2 separate regions of the Homo sapiens genome follow, and region 2 is linked to region 1. A link is a loop called in an ENCODE intact Hi-C map of the cell type or tissue named here. Cell type or tissue: PC-3. All regions are shown on one strand. Links, peaks and the distances in the headings refer to the core of each region. The heading gives the core; the rest is flanking DNA.

Region 1 (5,802 bases), core at 256-5,255:
GCTGGGGCTGCTGATCTGGAAGCCACTCTTGGAGAACCACTGTCCTTAGAAGACGCATTGCTGCCTGGCTTCTGCCTACCTGCCTTTAAGCCAGGTCCATATTTCAGGTCTATTTGGAGACTTGTCAAAGGACAGACCCTAATTATAAAATGGAAAGGCAGCTAGTCCCATACATAAGATTGAATTGAATTCTCTTTTTCTTGCAAGCTAGCATAGATTGGTTCTTCCCTCATAGCTAGCCGTATGACTCCTTCTCATTGAGATCACCCAGCCATATCTCCTCAATTCTTTATTTCCCACATTTGCACATCTCTGAAAATGGGATGTGTTTCACAATCATGCCACAAACGCCCTGAGCCTACGGGAATCCTGTTGTACTTGTTCATAGTATCATTGCTTCACTGAGTTATGTGCATTTTTGGTACCGCATAAGTTGATTCCATTGCCATTTAAAATGTCTTTAAAATTATGATACTGTAATTGAGCATTGAGACAAAAAGTTATTGTGTATGAAGAAAGGTGTGGGAATAGGGCAATGAAGCTTACATTTGGTATTGAAGGAAATATTTTGTTTCTAGAAGAATGATCACAATTTCATATTTTTAAAAAGAGCTATTAACAGTTTTATTTTAAAATAGCAACATGTACAATGCACTCATACATAGTTTGCAATTGTTAAAATGATGATGAAAATCTTTAACCTCACTAAAAAAAAACACATTTACAGATTTTAAAAATTCTTTTAGGGGGTACACAAGATAAAAATTTAAAGACCTCAGCTGTAGATTGCAATTTTCCAAATGGATCTCACAATACTGGCACCTAGCCAAAATAAATTCTTTAACCAAAGATAGGAAAATGAGAAAGTAGGACAACTTATTGATTTTTTAATAAAATGATGTTAAATGTTTTCAGTTTAAAGTTCTGTTCTATTTTCTGAAATTAAGGTGCTTGCTACCTTTTTAGGGGGTTGAGAGGAGTTTAGTTTGAAAATAATGATGTTAATATTAACATGCTTTTCTTTTTTCATTTCTACATTGCCTTTGAAAGCAACAGCTATGTGCTTTACAGGGCTTGCCTAAGGAGGCTACCTGTAAGGAGAAGAAGCTGAGTTTCATTTTGCTACTGAGAAACACACAAAGGATTGCCTTTAACTTCCTAAGCATTGCAACTGAAAGCAGAAGAAATTGCCAGATCCCTGCTGATTTATGAAATGCATTTCAAAGCCACAGAACTACCATTTTAGGCATTGCAGCACAATTTAATTGGCATTATTTTTCTTACTGGTCCAGAAAATAATGGTGTGATTTACAAATGTTGATGTCTTCAATTTGATCAAACACTGTATTTAAAATTGTATACCTCTTCCTGCTGATCTACTTTATCCTGCTCTACTGCACTATATGATTCACTAATTAACTCTAAATTTACCATCAGTCTCCTTCAGCTGGAAGATGAGCTCCTTGAAGGCAAGCATCTTTGTTTATTCATCGTAGGGTCTAGATAAACCAATGTTTAATACATAATTGTTGAATGAATTAATGACTGAAGGAATTGGATCGTAACCCCTACTTGAATGTAATTTTACACTTACCCTTGTGACCTTGATAGAACTAATAGTCCTGCCTTTGTCAGGCTGGCAGCTTTATGTCAAATCTACATTTTGGGTGTGTAGGAAGACTGGCCAAGGGACAATATCAAAGGCTAGTACCGCAAGCCCTAAAGCAATAGTGAAGAGTGACATAGTTTCTAGTGATGAGTCTGTATGTATAGGAGGGAAGTGGGCATTGGGATGAGGAAGGAATCAAGGATTATTCTCTTATAGCCATGGATATATTCAAATGTGTGGAATGAATGGATGAGTAAATGCAACATTTGACAATTTCTCCAAATATGGTTTTTTTTCTCATGTACTAATGGTTATATTTTTTAAGTGGTAATCTCATTACCTCTCCAAGACCAAGCAAGACATCAATCAAATTGTGTGAGAAGCAAATTCACACATTAACTTAACCATGAAAGCAAGCAGTGGCTCATGTGCCATGAAAAGAATTCAGATTCAAAGGAATGCGAATCAGGTAGCAGGCTGAGTAAATATTCTCACAATCAGACTATTCTCACAATCAGACCTTGACCTAGTGAGAAATTAAACATACTCTACTTTTCCTTTAGTCTTCATTTATTTTTGCTTAAGTTTGTGGGGGATATGCTGGCTTAATTTGCATCTGATGATTGTATTTCTTCTTGGGAGAAATGGAACAAGTGACTAATACCTACCAGGTGGATGGCAGGTAGGCAGAGGTGAATGGAAGCAGAGCCAACACATTTTCTGTGCCAAGTACAATTCCCCAGGCTGAATTATATTTCAAATTTGTTTGCATTGGTTCTTTCATTATTGCTTACACAAATAGAGCTGAAAAACCACATGGTTAAGTACAGAATACCGTGATATAATGACTTGTAGACACAAGGGGTCAGCATTTGAACACAGATGATTTGGTCGAAGTCTTGCCTTGTTCCCTTCTGCTGCTCTACTCTGGCTTGATGTGCTTATGTGTATGAGGGTAGATATGGAAATGAAATTCAATTTGTATTTTGCACATCGCTTTCTTTTCCAGTTTAGAATTTTGAGATCTCCCTTTTATATTTAATCAGTCTGTTATTGTCATGGGAGATGATATCTAACAAGGAGTCTTACCAGTCTCACTGGCCCCAATGGTTTCAGCAAACTTCAGTGACCTCCAGATATACGCTAATTTTTCTCTTCCCAAAAGAGCTTCTTAACCTAATCTACTCTTTTTTGAAGAGTCTTAACCTAACCTACTCTTTTTTGAAGAGTCCCTAATCTATGCTTGCTTAATACATGTGTTGGATGATACACTATTTTACTGATACAAATCTACCAGAAACAGGAGATTTGTGGTTGGAGAGATTGTATCTTGATTCTGAGCTTATTCTGAGCTTTCGACTTAGCATTGGGCTCCATTATAATTGCTCTGTCTTTGATCTGTCCTTTCACTTTCTACGTCTAACTCAGTGCAAATGCATGCTACAGTATCTCTTAAGAAACACTATATTATTCCCATAATTAAAAATTATTACAGTAAAATTCACTTTTTTGGGTGTACAGTTCCTTAGCTGGGTATCACTGGCTCAGGGTCTCATGAAGCTGTAATTGAGATGTCAGCCAGAGCTGCTCTCCCATCTGAAGGCTTAACTGAGGGAGAATCCACATTTGCTCATGTGGCTATGGGTGGGATTCAGTTCCTCAGGGACTGTTGGACTAGGGACTTCAGTTCCCTGCTGGCTGTTGCTGGAGGCTTCCCTCAGTTCCTTGTCATATCTCCATAGGGCAGAGTGACCCAGATGACACAGCTTGTTTCCACACAGGTGAGAAAGTGAGAGACTGAGAGAAAGATGAAAGTCAGGGTGTTTTTGTAACCCATGTAAAAGTGACATCCCATCATGTTTACTGTATTCTATTTATTGGAAGCAAAAGTAGGGAGGATTACACAACAGTGTGAACATCAGAAGGCAGGGATCACTGGGGACCATTTTAGAGGTTGCCACCATAAAGGCTGTCACAATGATCCAATTGAGAAATGATGGAGTTTGCATTTGGGTGGTGCCAGTAGGCTAACATCCTCCGATTGCAAAATATGAGTGACATTTAGAAGAATAAAATTGCTAAAACATGATGGTTGATTGGCTATGGTAGATAAAGGAATAAAAAATTTTGAAGAAGACTCCAGATTTCGGGCTTGAGCTCCTGAGTAGATGGCAGTACTATTCACTTATAATGATATTCTGCAGGAAGGCAGAGATCGTGACTGCTGTTTCGGACATATTAGCTTGCAAGTACCTGTGAGGCATCTAATTTGAATATCAGGCAGGTGGTTAGATATTCAGATTTTGAGCTTATAAGAAAGTTGTGGATCAGATAATGGATTTGGCTTTTGTCACTGTAGAGATTGTAATTGAAGCCTGTCTTAGGTCCAGTTTCTAGGAGCACAAATTTCCCAAATAACAAGTGAGTCAGTAGGAATGAAGTGAACAGACTCTTTCTAGTTCTACCCCTTGACTCCTGGATTCGTATATTCTACCACTGGATACACAGTACCACATAATGACCATTGGTAGAAGGTATATACTACATCCTAAAGCAACACCCAAACCTCATAATGTATCGTCTGTAAGCTGGCACCTCAGTTGTGACTTTAAGAAACTGTTCCAATCTCTATCAAAATAGCAATATCTGGGCTATACAGTATGTGGGAATTGGTGGGTTCCATACTCACGCACCTGTTCTGTGACCCCCATCTGTCATAAGTTGGCTTCCTGGTCTGATGCAATATTATTCAGGATTCCATGTCAGTAAATCAAGTACTCTGTGAGTCTTTGAATAGTAGGTGTGAATTGAGGCACTGCGGGCAGAAAGGCAAACCTATACCCAGAAAATATGCTATTCCTGGATAAGACAAATCACTTCTCTTTTCAAGGTAGAAAAGGAATTATTTGCAACTAAATGGTGTCTTCTTGAGAGATAGCATACTGGGCATCTTTCAGACGGGTTTCAGCAGTGGCAGTAACTAGATCAGCATTGGTGGGAGGGAGACCCTTCCACTGGGCTCACGCAGAGCCTCCATTTGAATATCCGTGACTATTCTTTGAGGAGGCCCAGTGTGCCAGCCCTGGTGTGGCCAGGGCTACCTGACATTTACCAGTCAAGTCATCCTGTCCATCTAGTTTTGTAGAGCCTCTTCTACAGTGAATACTCCCTAATGGACATTAATGCATGATACACAGTTTGCCCATTCCTATGGGTCCATGAACCTGTTTCTACTCCAGATCTCTTTGTTCCCAATCTTCCAATCCAAATAGTTCAATTCCAAATGATCCATTCTGCACTGCTCAGAAGTCCGTGCTTATCCTTCCTTCAAGCCACTCTCTTCACACAAAGTGGATGACCAGGTGCACTCCTGTTCAAAGCTGGGACCTCTGTCATGCAGCAGCAGTCTATTTTTGTTTGTACTAGCATACCAAGCTGGTCTATCTGTAAATCAGACCTTGGTTTTTTTCTCTCCTTCATCACTGGCGGGTCCTCAGTTATTATACAGAACCATTTTGGCATACCTGCATCTTGGGCTTTTGAATCTCTTCCTTAGAACTCTGGCAAGACTACTCTGGTACCTCCACCTCATTTAATGTGAGTCAGCCTTATCATCCCACACCAAGTTCCTAAGAGTCATCCCAGCAATGGAATAAGACCAGTTCTAAACCCCACAGGAAATCCTCTGAAGGGTCATTGGGAGCAAAAGTGAACTAAAACCAGGGAAGAGGCACAGAGACTGGTAAAGATGATTTGAAGAGAGCTGTGCAGCCACTAACCGTGTCTACTATGAAGCCATCAGGGTGGATGATGTGGAGAGAGGGTGAAGTGAGAAGAACACAGTAGTTCAGAGAGAGCCCTCCCTACAAAACCCCCAAACCCCAATAGTTAATGATTAATAGAGAAAGTATTGCCTACAAATAAGACAGAAATCGAGTTTCAAAAGATGATGCCAGACAATGTTTTAAGTAAAGGATTATTTCATTGAATTGGCAGATGCTGAGTCATTAAGTAAGCTGAAAAGTTCAAATGCATTCATCGGATGTAGTATCATGGAGGTCAATGATGACCTTGTCAAGGGCAGTATCAGTGGCATGGTGGGCCCAGGAGCCAGATTTAGAGTAAGAGTTGGAGGAAAGTAAATAAAGCCAAGTAAAGAAAGGTAACAGAAGAAGGAAGGGAAGAAATAGGAT
Region 2 (5,802 bases), core at 419-5,418, 340 kb after region 1:
TTTTTATTCTTCAGACTTTCTTAGCTTCTCAAAAATAATGGGATGACTGGTTCAAAAGGGACAATAACCTGAAATCATACCCATAGCAAGATATCTGTCTTATCTAAGGACTGAATATGTATGATTCTTATCGTAATGTCAATATTATTTTTCCACATAACAAAATACATAATGGCTTGTACATTATAAAAATAGTTCATTTGTGAGAGCAAAATCTCATGGCAAATTTACATCATAGTCTTTTATTTTCAAGTATCATTATTACAGAATGCTTAGTAAATGTGTAGAGCATTGTATTAGTACCAAAACAAATTTAAAACTCTCTGTTTCTCATTTTTCAGGATATGGCATGAGATAATGCAGTGATTATCAACTCTTTTTGTGCCTAAGAATCACCTGGGGATGGTATGAGAAATTCAGACTCCTAGGCTCCATCTCCAGAGACTGATTTAGATCTAAGGTGGGCCCAAGGAATCAGTATTTTTGCCAATCACTCCAGGTGATTCTTCTCTTATGCCAGTGGTCTTTTGAGCACATTTTGAGTAACACTGAAATAATTCTTGTGGAGTGCATAGCATGGTGCGTAGCACACATAAACATTGATTTCTTTATTTCTTTTTTCTTTCATTTTTTTTTCTTTTTCAAATGACCTCTCCTTTTCCCCCCTGACCAACTCACTCTGCCATATTGTGGGAATACAGTAGAGCACACTAAGAGAGCTGCAGTTTCAGAGTCAGTGGACCTTGTGGGAGGCTTTGGTTGGAGGGATCAGTTACTGATACTATTTCTTCCCACTTCTCCCAGGACCTTGTCCTTTAGATCTTTTGATTATTCCTTTTTTTTTTCACTCTTTATTTCATGACTCCTCTTTAGACTACATATTAGCTCAATCTTCATCATAAACTGTTTTAAAGCAATTCCTTTGAAACTGCTCAAGCTCCAATTCCATCTCTGCCTCTAACCCTCACTACCAAAATTCCTGGTTAAAATTATTGAAGAAAAGAGTGTAGAGAGAGAAGAGAGAGAAACTAAAATCAAGTGTTGATAAATGCCTACATGTAGAAAGTGGGAAGGATAACTCAAGTCAAAGAAGCAGCAAGCAAAGAGGTAGAGGAAGCTGGGTGCTCCCTGTCATCAGTGTGGGGGGTGCAGGAAGAAGTGGAGGGTCAGTAGGGCTGAAATGCTGATATTTCCAGAGGGATGGGGGCTGAGGCAAGGTCCTGATTGGAGACTGGGATAGTATCAGTTCTCTTCCAAGCTGTTTTTGTGGAGTAATAGAAGGTTTCCATTGTACTGTGATTATGATTGAGAGGGTGCTGAGTATGTGGAGATTCTGCATGGTAGATTCTTCTTCCAATGTATGTAGATTTATGTAAAGAACAGCAGATAAAGCAATGAAAAATGAAGTCAGTGTTTACTTACACAAAAAGAGATAAGTTCTGTAAGGAAAAAAATATTCATGTTACTTGTTAAACAATAGTAAGGCAGACTTCATTCCAGACCATTGCTATAGGTGTAGGGACCACTGCAAGGGAATTTTGCAGTAAGAGGGGAGAAATTATAGGGGTGGCTGGTTTTTCCAAGAGTTGACTCCATAGCCAACCTTAATTTTAACAATCTAATTCCATGTACATCATTCTCAAATATTGCATTCTATTATAGTTATTCAAGGCCTTGGTAGTATTTAGCTCCAAATATAATGAAGAAAAGTGGGGATTTTTAGCTAGGAGCAGGGCCAGGGATCGTTGGATGGAAAATTAAAAGGAAACATCAGGGATAAGGCGGATTCTGGGAAAAGTGACCTATAGGATTCTTGCTTAAGGCCAGCGGGTGATCAGATCTCACCTGGCGGATGGTGGAGGATGAGGGGACTTGATCGGATAGCAAGAATGGAGGATTCTGACTAAAGTAGCCTGTCAGTATTCTTGCTATGAGTGGGTAGTGCAGAGATGAACGTGGAAGTCCAACAATGAGGCCTAATTGAAAAAGAGCTCAGAGGAGCCTGATTAGAATTTAGTCAAGGAGAGAATCTTTGTCAGTGTGACTGAGACACTTCACATGTTATAGATGTCTTGGATTGTTTGGTACTGTTCTCTGCCAGTTGTTTATTGATAAATGAATTCATTTATTAATTAAGAAACATCAAATAAGAAAGATGTTGTTTGGAAAGAACTAACAAGTGAATTCTAAAAATTTGTTTGTCTTAATCATTACGATTCTAGACCTCCTAGTTTGTTATTCACATTAAAGTTGGTATTTTTGGGCTCTCTCTTTTGCACATCAAGCCTCTCATTCCTAAATGATCTAATTCAAGCTTAAGGACCAGAATTTTTGGACTTTAGTACCATTCTAGAAATATATCATTCTAAAATCTGAAATCTACAATTTTGAAGAAAACTATTTATAGGAAACTGAGAGCTAAAACAATCTTATAATAACATCCCATTTTTGGTTTCACTTAGTACTTAAGATAAAAATTGCTTCTCTGAATATAATTTTGTCACTTTTTTTCCTGTGTACTTTCTTAATACAGCAAGTAGACTCAGTAAAATCTGATACAATATACTTATTTCACTAGTGAAATTGAAAGCTGAATGACTGGCGAATTTAAAAGATAATGAGGGTTCTTACTACCAGCGCCAATAAGAAAGGTTAGACATTTGTTAAACGTGATATGGTGCTATCTGCCTGCATGTTAACCATATAGTTCAGGGGACACCCAGTGGTTAAAAGTAGGTAATTCCTTGCTGTGGTACAGTGTTAAAAAATTATGGAAAAATATATTTCTTGGCTCAGCAGTGATCACACATTGTTGATTTTTTCTTTCTGAATGAGTACATGTTAGGATGTGTGTGTGTTTTGAGAAAATGTTTGGTCTTGACTTTATATATAAATTTTCTTTGAATAATAAAAACTCACCAACAATTTTGAAAATGTTAGAAATATGATTAAACTTTTCCTTTAATTAAAACAAATTAGAAATGTGGAACAAGTGACTGCGTCATAAATAAGAAAAGCCTTTTTGACCCAGAAATCCCAATTCTAAGAATGTATTCCAAGTATATAATCAGAGGTGTACATGATGACTTACTTATATCCAACGATATTTATCATAGCTTTATTTATAATAACAACAAACTAAGAAGGAAACACCTGTATGGAAGTTAAGTAAAATCATAGCGCTGATATACTGACGAAGGCATTTTTAATACTGTGTTTTGAAAAACATTTAATGACAGGCAAAAATGCTTATATTAGGTAAAAATCTTTCTAAATGTAAGATTACAATTCTATTCATATAACATACTTATAATATGTTATCATGTGCATATTTTTGTATTTGTATAAAAATAGGAAAAAACTGAAATTAGTTGTCTTGGATGACAGGATTTTAAGTAATTATTATTTCTTCTTCCTACTTTTTTTAATCTTAAGTGTATTTATTAAACCAGAAGAAAAAGAACAATAAGCAGCATAGATAATAAAAGAGTAAGATAAGAGTGTTTTACCAATGACCAGAAAAGTACCCATGCATGTATCTGCTTAGACCTTAAAGAGAGAAGTGCTGTGTATTTGAGATTTTTTACTTTGGGGCCCCTAAGAGATACTTTCAGAGCAAGGCTGCTGCTGCTGTGTGTGTGTATATGAGTGTATGTTTTGTGTGCTTGTGTGTAGGGGTGGGGGCACACACACGTGTTTGAGTAGAAAAGCACCTCTTAAATACAGACAGAAAATAAGAACAAAGACAACTTGGAGGGCAAGAATACTGAAATATTTTTAGTTCATATTCTCTTTGGAATCTGATGAAACTGTGATCTTTTCTCTGAAAGCTACACACATGTACGAATACAAAAAATACTCTCCAAAATGTTACATACAATTTAAAGAGGTTTATATGCACACACTATCCCCACCCTTGTAGGGACAATCTTATCAAGTAGATATATTTAGGAGGCACTATGTTATAGTATTTTCCTAGGTGGCTTGCTGATGTCTGAAATTCTACCATTAACAATTTCCTTAATCTTTCATTGCCTTTTTCTGCATCTTCTTTTAAACTGTAGGTATTTCTAGGTAATATATTCACTATTAATGCCCTTGTGAGAACTAGTTTGGCAGGAAAGGAAGAGAATACCGTAAGCATTTTTTTTCTGTAGATTCTGTAAAGGTAGTAGAGCACCAGAGATCATTTGATGAAAATAGCTAACACATAAATAGGCATTATATACACATGCAAATACATGTGTGCACACATGAGCACACACATGCGCCTTATGGCAACCCCATTCTCCTGATAAGGAAATTGAGGCACAGCTTGATTAAATAACCCATCTAAGGCCACACAGTTATTTAATAATAGAACCCAGAATTGAAATCACTTTCCAGAGTCTGTGCTTTTAACTAGTATCCGATACTCATCATAAAATTACTTATATTATGAAGTCTACCTTATAGATGGAGGCCAACTCCATAGACTTTCTTACTTCTATTGTCATTTTTTTGTTATTCACTTTTCTACTTCTTCATTTCCCTCTTTCTTCCTTGTGTGATGCCCTCTTTTCATTCAAGATTATATAGCAAGTTCAGTCATTCCAATTCCCATGATGTAGGTATAGCTATTTTCCCTTTGTAGGTAGGAGATGAGGCTCTGAGGGAAGCAGAGGCAGAGCCCTAGAATAGTAGCATTGTCCTGACTCCTGGTCAGTGCAGCAACCTCAGGACTAAAAAGACTTGAGCTGGACTACCTTGAGGGGTTCCACTTGAGATGACACACGGAAACTGAGTAATCAGAAAAAAGAACAACAACAACAAGCAACTCACTGGAGTGTGCTCACCATAGTGGGTGTTATTAAGGGCCTAGAACATGGGACATTTCATTCAGTATGTGAATTTATTTATTTATCTATTTTTTTTTGAGATGGGGTCTTGCTCTGTTGCCCAGGCTGGAATGCAATGGTGTGATCTTGGCTCACTGCAACCTCCATCTCCCAGGTTCAGGCGATTCTCCTACCTCAGCCTCCCAAGTAGCTGGGGTTACAGACATGCGCCATTACACCCAGCTAATTTTTATTTTTAGTAGAGATGGGGTTTCACTATGTTGGCCAGGCTGGTCTCGAACTCCTGACCTCAGGTGATCCGCCTGCCTCTGCCTGCCAAAGTGCTAGGATTACAGGCATAAACCACTGCACCTGGCCTCAGTATGTGAATTTCTATGTAATATTATGAGTTAATGGTAAGGCTTATTCATTATGACTTAGTGTTTTTTAGAGCCAGCATATTGTATTTACTGCTTTGCACTTGCAGTAGCACACATTTATACTTCTTTTGGTAATAAAAGCAATTTGTACTTATTTGGTCACCACTTAAACTATGGTGTTAAAAGAACATTTGTAAATAAGAGTCAGAGTTTTATAATTGCTAGTGTTGGAGAATCTGTCTACACTTTTGAAAGACAATCTTTTTCTTGACACTGTTTTCAAATAAAGCATGTATTTTCATGTAGAAACACAAGACTTCTTGCCATTTTATAGGACAACTACTAAGTTATGGAGTAGATTCTTAACAAATATGTCAAAACTTACATATTTTAATGAGAGTTTTTATCTTGAAAAATACATTTCAAGAAGTCTAAGAAATGTGTTGTTATGCAATTTTATCATTGTGGAAATGCCAGAGTGTACTTACACAAACCTAGATGGTAGATACAGCTTTATTTATATATAGTTTTTCATATAGAAAACTAAATGTCTCAGCATCATGACCAAATATTAGTCATTTCCCCTACTTGATCTGCAATGCCAA

Evidence for each region. Hi-C counts contacts between places; a loop is a spot of excess contacts. Peaks named below come from ENCODE experiments on the same cell type or tissue, not always from the same donor. Only the 100,000 strongest peaks of a DNase experiment are listed, where the experiment ranks them.
Region 2: a loop joins it to region 1, with 7 times the contacts of the local background. A loop is called at or near these places in 21 of 110 quality-filtered maps.

Annotation. Positions count from the first base shown.
Region 1 is chr5:96,342,465-96,348,266 of GRCh38, forward strand. The region is part of intron 3 of LOC101929710 (a long non-coding RNA gene); the gene reads left to right. It overlaps LOC107986365 (a long non-coding RNA gene), which reads left to right. Exons shown (of 2, transcript XR_001742457.1): 2 at 1,051-1,885. It also overlaps a transcript of CAST not described here. Among named protein-coding and RNA genes, the nearest start is that of PCSK1, 88 kb to the right of the region's middle. In PC-3, for the core only: a CTCF peak has its summit at 2,477 (motif pointing right); a DNase peak (open chromatin) is centred at 2,397; H3K27ac peaks cover 458 bases.
Region 2 is chr5:96,685,335-96,691,136 of GRCh38, forward strand. All of the region lies in intron 2 of CAST (calpastatin), which reads left to right. Among named protein-coding and RNA genes, the nearest start is that of CAST, 26 kb to the left of the region's middle. In PC-3, for the core only: a CTCF peak has its summit at 2,720; a DNase peak (open chromatin) is centred at 2,697; H3K4me3 peaks cover 528 bases; H3K27ac peaks cover 441 bases.